3 separate regions of the Homo sapiens genome follow, and regions 2 and 3 are each linked to region 1. The links are chromatin contacts, found by Hi-C or POLR2A ChIA-PET in ENCODE. All regions are on one chromosome and are shown on one strand. Each heading gives the region's core, a stretch centred on a gene start or an enhancer-like site at or near the end of the contact. The rest is flanking DNA. Distances are from core to core; before and after follow the strand shown.

The links. Hi-C counts contacts between places; a loop is a spot of excess contacts on that map. ChIA-PET counts read pairs that join two places held with the same protein, here RNA polymerase II (POLR2A). Pooled maps may share reads with other maps.
Region 2: a loop to region 1 is called in a pooled map, with 5 times the contacts of the local background. The contact joins the enhancer-like site here to the promoter of CLEC2D in region 1. A Hi-C loop is called at or near these places in 2 of 50 pooled maps. POLR2A ChIA-PET finds 5 or more read pairs at or near these places in 2 of 52 experiments (CD4-positive, alpha-beta T cell and GM12878).
Region 3: a map with no recorded cell type shows a loop between it and region 1 (12-fold over the local background). The contact joins the enhancer-like site here to the promoter of CLEC2D in region 1. A Hi-C loop is called at or near these places in 3 of 37 single-sample maps with no recorded cell type and 3 of 50 pooled maps.

The regions. Positions count from the first base shown.
Region 1 is chr12:9,668,463-9,671,162 of GRCh38, reverse strand. CLEC2D (C-type lectin domain family 2 member D) reads right to left here and starts at 1,450. Exons shown (of 5, transcript NM_013269.6): 1 at 1,368-1,450. The coding sequence starts at 1,428.
Region 2 is chr12:11,729,654-11,732,516 of GRCh38, reverse strand. The region is part of intron 1 of ETV6 (ETS variant transcription factor 6); the gene reads right to left. Among named protein-coding and RNA genes, the nearest start is that of ETV6, 81 kb to the right of the region's middle. RefSeq lists enhancers at 1,652-1,751, 1,992-2,101. Within about 2 kb of position 1,581, at least 22 of the 41 ENCODE cell types and tissues checked have a DNase peak (open chromatin) inside an H3K27ac peak, as active enhancers do; they include CD4-positive, alpha-beta T cell and GM12878, where a contact is called at or near this core.
Region 3 is chr12:12,485,319-12,488,363 of GRCh38, reverse strand. DUSP16 (dual specificity phosphatase 16) reads left to right here. Exons shown (of 7, transcript NM_030640.3): 5 at 1,177-1,336. Among named protein-coding and RNA genes, the nearest start is that of DUSP16, 76 kb to the left of the region's middle. Within about 2 kb of position 1,508, at least 3 of the 41 ENCODE cell types and tissues checked have a DNase peak (open chromatin) inside an H3K27ac peak, as active enhancers do.

The DNA.
Region 1 (2,700 bases), core at 201-2,700:
GCTTTTTTTTTCTTCTTTCTCACTGTCCGTCTGCCACATGAGCTTAAAGATGCAGCTATAATTGCAGAAGTATATGGTTCATCAGAATAAAAGGAGGCCCGCATTTCTAGCTGGAGGATGGAAAGGAGAAGCCCCTGGGAACCTGAAAGTACGGGTCAGATGGTGAAGAGGAAGAAACTTTAGAAAGAGACCCATGAACATTATTCATAAACTCCTGGATTCACCTGCCCCTCAACTTATGCATGCCTAGATATGGTTCTAATTGGCACACTAAAGATGCTAAGACCTGAACTAATGAGTAGAGCATTGCACAGTTCCCAATTTCACCCCTGGTTGATGCACATGTCTGAATAGCACTACAAAGGCTTTCAGAATGGAACTGACATTGGAACCAGATCCCACAGATTGTCTTCATCTCACCAGGGTGATTGCTTGCTAAAACAATAGTATCAATATACTCCAAAATTTAAATAAGATCCAGTCTAACTAAATATTTGTTCAAAATGTTCAAATTACAATCCAAAATTACACAGTATATGAAGAACCACGAAAATGTCAACTTCCATGGGGAAAGAAAACACAAGCCAAGGAGGACATGACAGAGATGTTGGAACTATCCGACAAACAGTTTAAAGCATTTGGTATAAAATGCTCAAAATACCCAATGAATGAAGAAATAAATGAAGTCATTTAACAACATTTAGAGTTCATCTTTTTCTGCCTCTGAATTACCTTTTCTCCAAATTGATTACCTTTTAAGTTGGGAGGAGAAAACTCCAAACTTTTAAGTCCTAAGTTATAAAACCTTGATATTCCCTAACTGTGGCAAAAGTCATTTTTTTCACTTACTAAAGCATCATATAAAGCTATATATATATATATTTCCAGTGCATCCAATGTAACATAATTCCATTAGAATGCCCTACTAAGTTTCTACTCAACCTTTGTTACTTTTTTGATTTGTAAATGTCCTTTACATACTATTTTCTACCTTTTCTCTCTTAAGAGCTTCCATGATAGGTTTTCTACCTATGTAATAATGATGGTATCTTGTATCTGAGTAACACTTTAGAGTTTGTATAGATTTTTTTTTAGTGAAATTAACTGTTATTTTCAATCCTAAACTTAACCTTATCTCATTGTCTTACATCTTTCTCTCATTGTTCCCTCTCCTTAGTTGTTAGAACTGGGAATATAAATATATGCATGTTTTACACAAATTATAAGCCAATTTATGGACTCCCACATTCCATCTCTTATCCTTGAAAACTTTTTACTAGATCAGCACCTTTCCTGTGTGAGCCCATCACTACCACTACCTTCCCATTCCAGTCCTCACACTTACTCTGTAGAGCCCAGCTTCTTACCTGGGTTTGCAGGCAATTCAGATGGTGTAATGTCTTTCTCCACATTGTTACTGTCATGCATTTTGCCTCCAGTTTCTATGAGTGATCTAAACCACAGTCTCTACGTTTTCAACCCCAAGAATGATTCAAAACAAAACAAAAAAAAAGCCCAACGACTAAAACGTGTAAGTGTGTAACCGCCCCAGTAACTCAAAATGTCAAGCCTTTAAGTTAAATATAGCTAGAGGAACAAATGAAGCATAAATTGTTTCAAAAATCAGCTCATCACAACAGAATAAACTGGTGTTTGTAAGAATTTTAAAAAGTTGAAGCTACTTCTCTAACAGTATTTTGGTTACGAAAGAAACTAATGTTTGATAACTTAAAATTTCTTTGACTATTAAAAATTATAATTGTATTTTGTGCGGTACAAAGCAATATTATGATAGAAAATAAGAATTTATTGAAAGGAAGGAGTTGGCTCTCAGAGGAAATGAATGTTAGGTAAGTAAAGACAACAGCAATTTTAATCTCAAATTAAAATTCATTCCCAAGAGTTTACGCTCATTCAAAAAATATCTTGTTTTCAATTTCTTCAAGATATTTTGGGAATTTGCTGCTATGGCTGCTACAACAACTTTTCAAAAATGGGCTTGAACGGTGTGCAGCTTCTGTGCTCCCTCTGGCATGATCCAGGAGCACAGAGGCTCTTTAGCAGCAAGAGCTTCTTGTCAGATGTGTTGATTTCTTGTATATAAATGCCAGTAAGGGCACCTTTTACTAAAATATAATTTATAGTAATGTGCACAAATCATAAGCATACAACTAAACACATTCATTAAAAATATAACATGTAACAAGTGCCTAGATGAAGTATATCTTAAAACCACGTAAAACAATACCAACACGCTATGTGCCCTACTCATGTCCTGCAACGCTCATTACCCCAAATACAATCTCTATCTTAACTCTGACAACATATTTTCCCTGCTTTTGAATTCTATACAGTAGCCCCCCTTACCTGTAAGAAATAAGTTCCAGATTGGACAGCTATTGCCTTTATCAAATAGAAATGAAGTTGCATTAGGACTGAGTTCCAGTTTCTGTAAGATTTTATATATCTTTTTCTTTACTATTTCATCATTTCTAGTTTGTCCTAGGACCTATGATAAAGCCTTCTAGTAATTCCATCTGAGAACCTGCTTTTTATCAAAGCTGCTTCTCTTTCTTGGAAGTTGAATTTGGTTTTGTCTCCTGAACAACATGTGATTGCCAAAAGTTCAAGTCTGTTTTTCACATAGTTCTTCCTAACCTCCTTTCCTGTGAAATTTAATAATTTGAAAATTGCTTGAGA
Region 2 (2,863 bases), core at 332-2,831, 2.1 Mb before region 1:
CTTCTCCAGAGTAGAGCTTACTAAAGGAGATGCATCCCATTTTCTTTTTGAACCTCTCCTGCTTTCTACTTCCAGCTTCTTTCCTCCTGGTAAGTTTGGGCAGGAAGGGGCCTTAGAAATTGAGACCAGCATCCTCATTTTTCAGATGAAAAACCTGAGATCAACAGAAATATTTGAGATCACACTTCTTGTTTCGGAAATCAGGTAGTTAGCAGTTCTTGTTTTCGTTTTTCACCATATAGTGCAGTAAAGGGGAAAAGGGTAGACAAAAAAACAAGAAACCAGAAATATTACTTTGCAGAGACATTTCCACGTACCTCGAACTGCACTAGTTCTGCGACTGTGTGCTCAGTGTTGTCTTCTACCAGGTGATGCTAAAGATTTGCACTGAGCCATGCACACACTGCTGTCTAGGTCAATTCTTAAGGTAGCTGCCTAGATTTAAGGTAAGGACTGCAGGGTGGAACATCTTCTCTTTATGCAGAGCTACCTGAACTGGTCGCCTTCTTGGGTGACCCAACCATGCTGGTTTGTCTGGGACTGAAGGGGTTCCGGGGATGTGGGGTTTTCAGTACTAAAACTGAAATCCCAGGGAAACTGGGACAAGCCGGTTACCCTACTGCCTTCAGTAGGATCACATTTTCAACTGAGCTAATACATACAGACAGACAAAATGCATTTAGCTGGAAGTTTTAGCTGGTAGAATACCAGCTAAATGGTAGTTAACATTTTAATTTTTTAAGAAAATTAGCAAGATGCAAATTAATGACTATGAAGGGCTTTGAGCCCTTGGGGAGGAAGGTATTCTCAAAGTAGGAAGTGTTAAGTTCATAAAAGAAACAATATGAGAAGGCAGTGGGGCTTTTTCATACCTAACAAGTATGACTAAACCTGTAAACACTTCCTGTTCCGTCCCATGTTTTTCTGAAATTCGCTTTTCCTTAAAGGCCAATAAGACAGAAGAAAAAAAATTATTCTTTCTCTTCTCTTCTTAAGAATAACAGTGGGAAATTTCAAACCTCCAAAGACGTCTAAAAGTTTAATAAGCTCTTGCTTTTATATATAAATATTAAGGAGAAACAAACAACACTCACTTTTCTCCATAAGCATCCTGCATTCTTACTACATGAAATTTTGAGTACGTAGAAAACCATCTGATCAGGGAAGACAAATACTCACACTTAAGTAGCACTGACTTACTCCTCCACCTAGTTATATTTTCAATACAAAAATTTTTGCTTTAATTAAACACTGTGTTAGGTGCTGACAATGCAACACCGAATAAGAAGGACATACCTTTATTTCATACATCACAGTATCCTAAAGATCAAAACCTGCCTTTCTAGACTTAGTCATGACTCTTCTTATTGCAGTGGAGAAAGAGGGCTGCCCCTAACAGCAAAGCTCACACTTAAAATCATTTCTCCCCAGCAGCACTTCCCATTCACAAAGAGCAGTGCTACAAAAGGCAGCCTCACTTTCACCTGTTCTGGGTCACCAACTACACTGGAGGGGCTTGGCCTAGAATCGGGTAGAGGGGATGTGAAACCAAGGAGGGGGTTACACTGGGGAACATGTCACTGGGCCTCTACTCACAGAAACAGCTTAAAGCCACCTGTACCCACATTTGGGAAACGTGTGTCTCTGGTCTCCTGGAGGCATAAATTGAACATTATAATATTCTAGGGAAGAGCAAACAGCAACCCACTGAGGGGTCTTGGGCCATGGGAAAGTCTTCCATTCCTCTACTTCTGCTCTAAAGGGTTGATTGTTGTACACTCCAAAGCAAAAGAGGAAAATCAAACCCAGCTCAGAAGTCCGCCCACATTCTGCGGTGGAGAGAGTTGCCAAAACCATTCTCTGCACCTGTAGGATGAAGTCGCAGGTTCACAGAGCAGGGACAACTGTCAGATGTCCACCCCGCAACATGGCTCCCTCACAGGAGAGTCCACAGTTATGGACCTAGGTTCTCTGCTGGGCTGCGCTGGACAACCCGTCCTTAGAACTCTAAATCCTGCCTTTGCACAGGCTTCCTTGGAGCTCTCTGAGGCCTTGGTGACTTGCACCTTTGTGCACACTACAATTGGCTTCCTTGAGCTTGGCAACCCCAGAGCAGCAGCCTCATTGGACTTCTGTTTGTACAGGACTTGTCAAGCAGGTTATGCTGCTTTTCTGCCACCTTTCTTTCCAGACACCTCTAAAATGTAAAGTTATCAGGAAATAAGAGAGGGATAAGGTTTTCTCACCACAATCCCAGAGGCCTACAAAGGCTGCCTAGACCGTGGGCTTTGCTGAAGGCCTGCTGCTGGTCTCTTAAATGGTGAGGCATGTTTTTTAAGGATTGTAGAGGAAGAGTTGTCAAATATAAGGTCAGAGTCAAATGCACTGTGTTTCTATCATTACTGCTGGCCTCTTTACAGAGGGAGTAAAATGCACCCCTCGACGCTGGCAGCAAGTCCTCTGGTTGCATCAATAATTTTCGCTTGCACAGAAAAATCCCCCAGTAACGCATAGATGGTCATGAACTCCCCTTTCTATTTTGCAGACCTAGAAAGCGTGGTAGAGAGAAATTAAATGCCTTTGTGAATCAGCAAAAAACACATAGGGATAAAACCCAGGACAGCTGGTCTACCTGCTTTAACCCATGCATTCAGCACACCATGGGGAAAATAGTTATTTTTTCACTACAAAAGAGGTGACCTTCTACTTCAGACATGTAAGATAAAAAAATTTTTTAAAGATACGGTTGTTTTGTTGAGAGAACAATCAATAAAATAGTAATGCCCAGTACAGTTTTATCCAGAGGTCAAGGTAGTATCTAACCAAGGTCAAGACTGTATTGAGTCAAGAGTTCAAAGGCCAC
Region 3 (3,045 bases), core at 259-2,758, 2.8 Mb before region 1:
TGGTAGGTGCTTAATTAATGGTGTGAACAAAGTACTTTGGAAGGACAGAGAACTGAATGGTTAATTATGCATGAGTGGGAAAGAGTTCACAGATGAGGTTAAAGTAGGAAAAGTGGGAAGAGTGTCTTCTGGAAGAAGGACAGGGCCTTCTAAGCACAGGAATCGTGTGAACAGAGGGTGGGTATACATTTGACGTTGGGGGTGCTATATGGGACAGGAGCAGGAAATGAGACTCAAGGAAATGAAAAGAATGTGGATAAAGCACCCAGCTTGGGGTTAATCATAACAAAGATTCCTCTAGTTGTTCAGAACATGGTTTGGAGAGAAAACCACTGCAAACTTCAAGAGCTCCTGGTGGCTTTTTTGGTTATCTTGGCTACTGAGCAGTGAATGGGTATAGAGAGGAGAGAGGATCAATGGAAGAGGTTATTCCAAAAGGATTTGGCAGCCATTTGGATGAGGGTCATGGGGAAGAGAAAGGAGCCCCATTTTATTCTCGAGCTTAGTTGGCTGGGTCGATGTTATTACCCTAAACCAATTTGGGGATTACAGAGAGGAGGCAGGAGTTGGGGGCAGAAAAGGGAAAAAGAGAATATGTTTAGTTTCTGACATTTTGAATGTGAAGGGCCTGTGGAACATCCTGATAGTCAGTAGGTAGTTGGAGATACGGGTTGGAAATTTAAGAGGACACACACACACACGCCATCAGCATGTAGAACTGGTAATTAAGACTACAGAAGTAAGTGCAGCCTTCAAAGAGAGTATTTAGAGTGAGAAGAATGACTAGAATTGTATCTTAGAGAACCAGCGTGTTCCGTGTGGGAAGAAAATGTTGTGTGTCCATATATTCTAAAATCATATAAACTGTTGTTTTCTTTTGTATTCTTTGTTCCACTTCTCTCTCTAGTAATGAAGATAATAGAGACTTGACTATATGAATGATGTGTGGGCTTCAAGCATACTATTTTAAATAGCGTTTGTTGTCCTTAAATTTTTTTTTTTCTTTAAACTTGTCTCTAGATGTCATTTTGCTAGGTTTTTGGACTTCACTGATCTGAATGAATTATATTTCAAGGAAACTGGGCATTTTTATCATCACATTAAACTTCACTCTTTCAGAATGATCATGTTTACTATATTATTAGTCACTTTAACTGCTACTCTTTCTCTCCATAGGAGCTGATGCAGCAGAATGGGATTGGTTATGTGTTAAATGCCAGCAATACCTGTCCAAAGCCTGACTTTATCCCCGAGTCTCATTTCCTGCGTGTGCCTGTGAATGACAGCTTTTGTGAGAAAATTTTGCCGTGGTTGGACAAATCAGTAGATTTCATTGGTAAGTAGCTCAAATAATATTGCAGGTCCTGTGGGTGATCGTCTCATGTGTAGGTGAACCCCCTCAGCCCCCCATTTTTTCTTTAGAGAAAAGGAGCCTATTTCAGAGATTTCAAAAGTCTGAAAACAGCACGTGGTGCAGCTTACTCATCTGGTGGTCAAGGTGACGTGTGTGTCACACTGTCCCTAAGGACTGGCCTTGTGACATTCTAGCTAACATTTAACACCACCAAGGTTAAGCTTCACAGGATCTGTAATTATGTATTTGCAGGTGTTTGAAAATCAGTTAAGCTTTTAGGGTTAAATTCTTCCCCCAACTTTTTCAAATCCTATACAAGCCTTTGGGAAACTTTGGTAATATTCCCTGTTGCCTTGTTGCTGTGTTTTTTACAGAGAAAAGTCAAATCTTTTGAAAACAAATCCCATTACATTTAAGTCTTTATGTCAGTGTTTCTGAGCCGGGGTCCACATGCCAATAATTTCAGGTAGTGTTTGATCTAACAGAATTTTCACACACACACACACACACACACACACACACACACACTCTCATTTGGTTATTTTCCTGGCAATGGTCTTGACGGGATCTCATCTGTGCCATACTTTGTTGTGCTTCCTGGGCTTGTTCAATTCTGGAGCTTCTCTGGCCCCTGGGTACTTACTGCTGAGGCATTTTGGTGCCACAGGATCAGATCTGCTGGGTGGTAACTTGGTGATGTGTATTTGGAATGTGGCTTTAGTGGACAGTGGCTGAGCAGAGGAGAAACACTGCTAGCTCCTGAGCAACATACCACAGTGACTCTTGATGTTCCATGTAAGGAATTTTTTTTCCCCCAGTTACATAAGTTGGAGCACCCTAATCCATAATTACTCTGAATTGGTTACCATTACCATAATTAAAAATAAAAGAACTAGTTCTTTCAAAAAAGTGGAATTGGCCAGGCGCGGTGGGTCACGCCTGTAATCCCAGCACTTTGGGAGGCCTAGGCGGGTGGATCATGAGGTCAGGAGATTGAGACCATCCTGGCTAACACAGTGAAAACCCATCTCTACTAAAAATACAAAAAATTAGCTGGGCGAGGTGACAGGAACCTGTAGTCCCAGCTGCTCGGGAGGCTGAGGCAGGAGAATGGCATGAACCCGGGAGGCAGAGCTTGCAGTGAGCCAAGATTGCACCATTGCACTCCAGCCTAGGCAGCAGAGTGAGACTCTGTCTCCAAAAAAAAAAAAAAAAAAAAAAAAGTGGAATTGGCCAGGCACAGGGGCTTATGCCTTAATCCCAGCACTTTAACAAGCCGAGGCAAGCAATCACTTGAACCCAGGAGTTCGAGACCAGCTTGGGCAACATAGCAAAACCTTGTCTCTACCAGTGCACCTGTGGTCCCGCCTACTCGGGAGGCTGAGGTGGGAGGATTGCTTGAGCCAGGAGGCGGAGGTTGCAGTGAGCTGAGATTGTGCCACTGAACTCCAGCCTGGGCAGTAGAGCCAGACCCTGTCTCAAAAACAAAAAGTGGAATTATGTATATTAAGCCCCATATTATAATTTTCACCTGTGAGGGGAATATTCTATTTAATGCTTTTGGAACTTTAAGTAATTCCAAAACACTTGCCTTTTTTTCAAGATTTCCAGGTTGCTGAGGGTTTCATCTTCAATTAGGATTCATTCTGTGAAACATCTGAAGATAAATGACTTAGTTCATATTAAAGTAA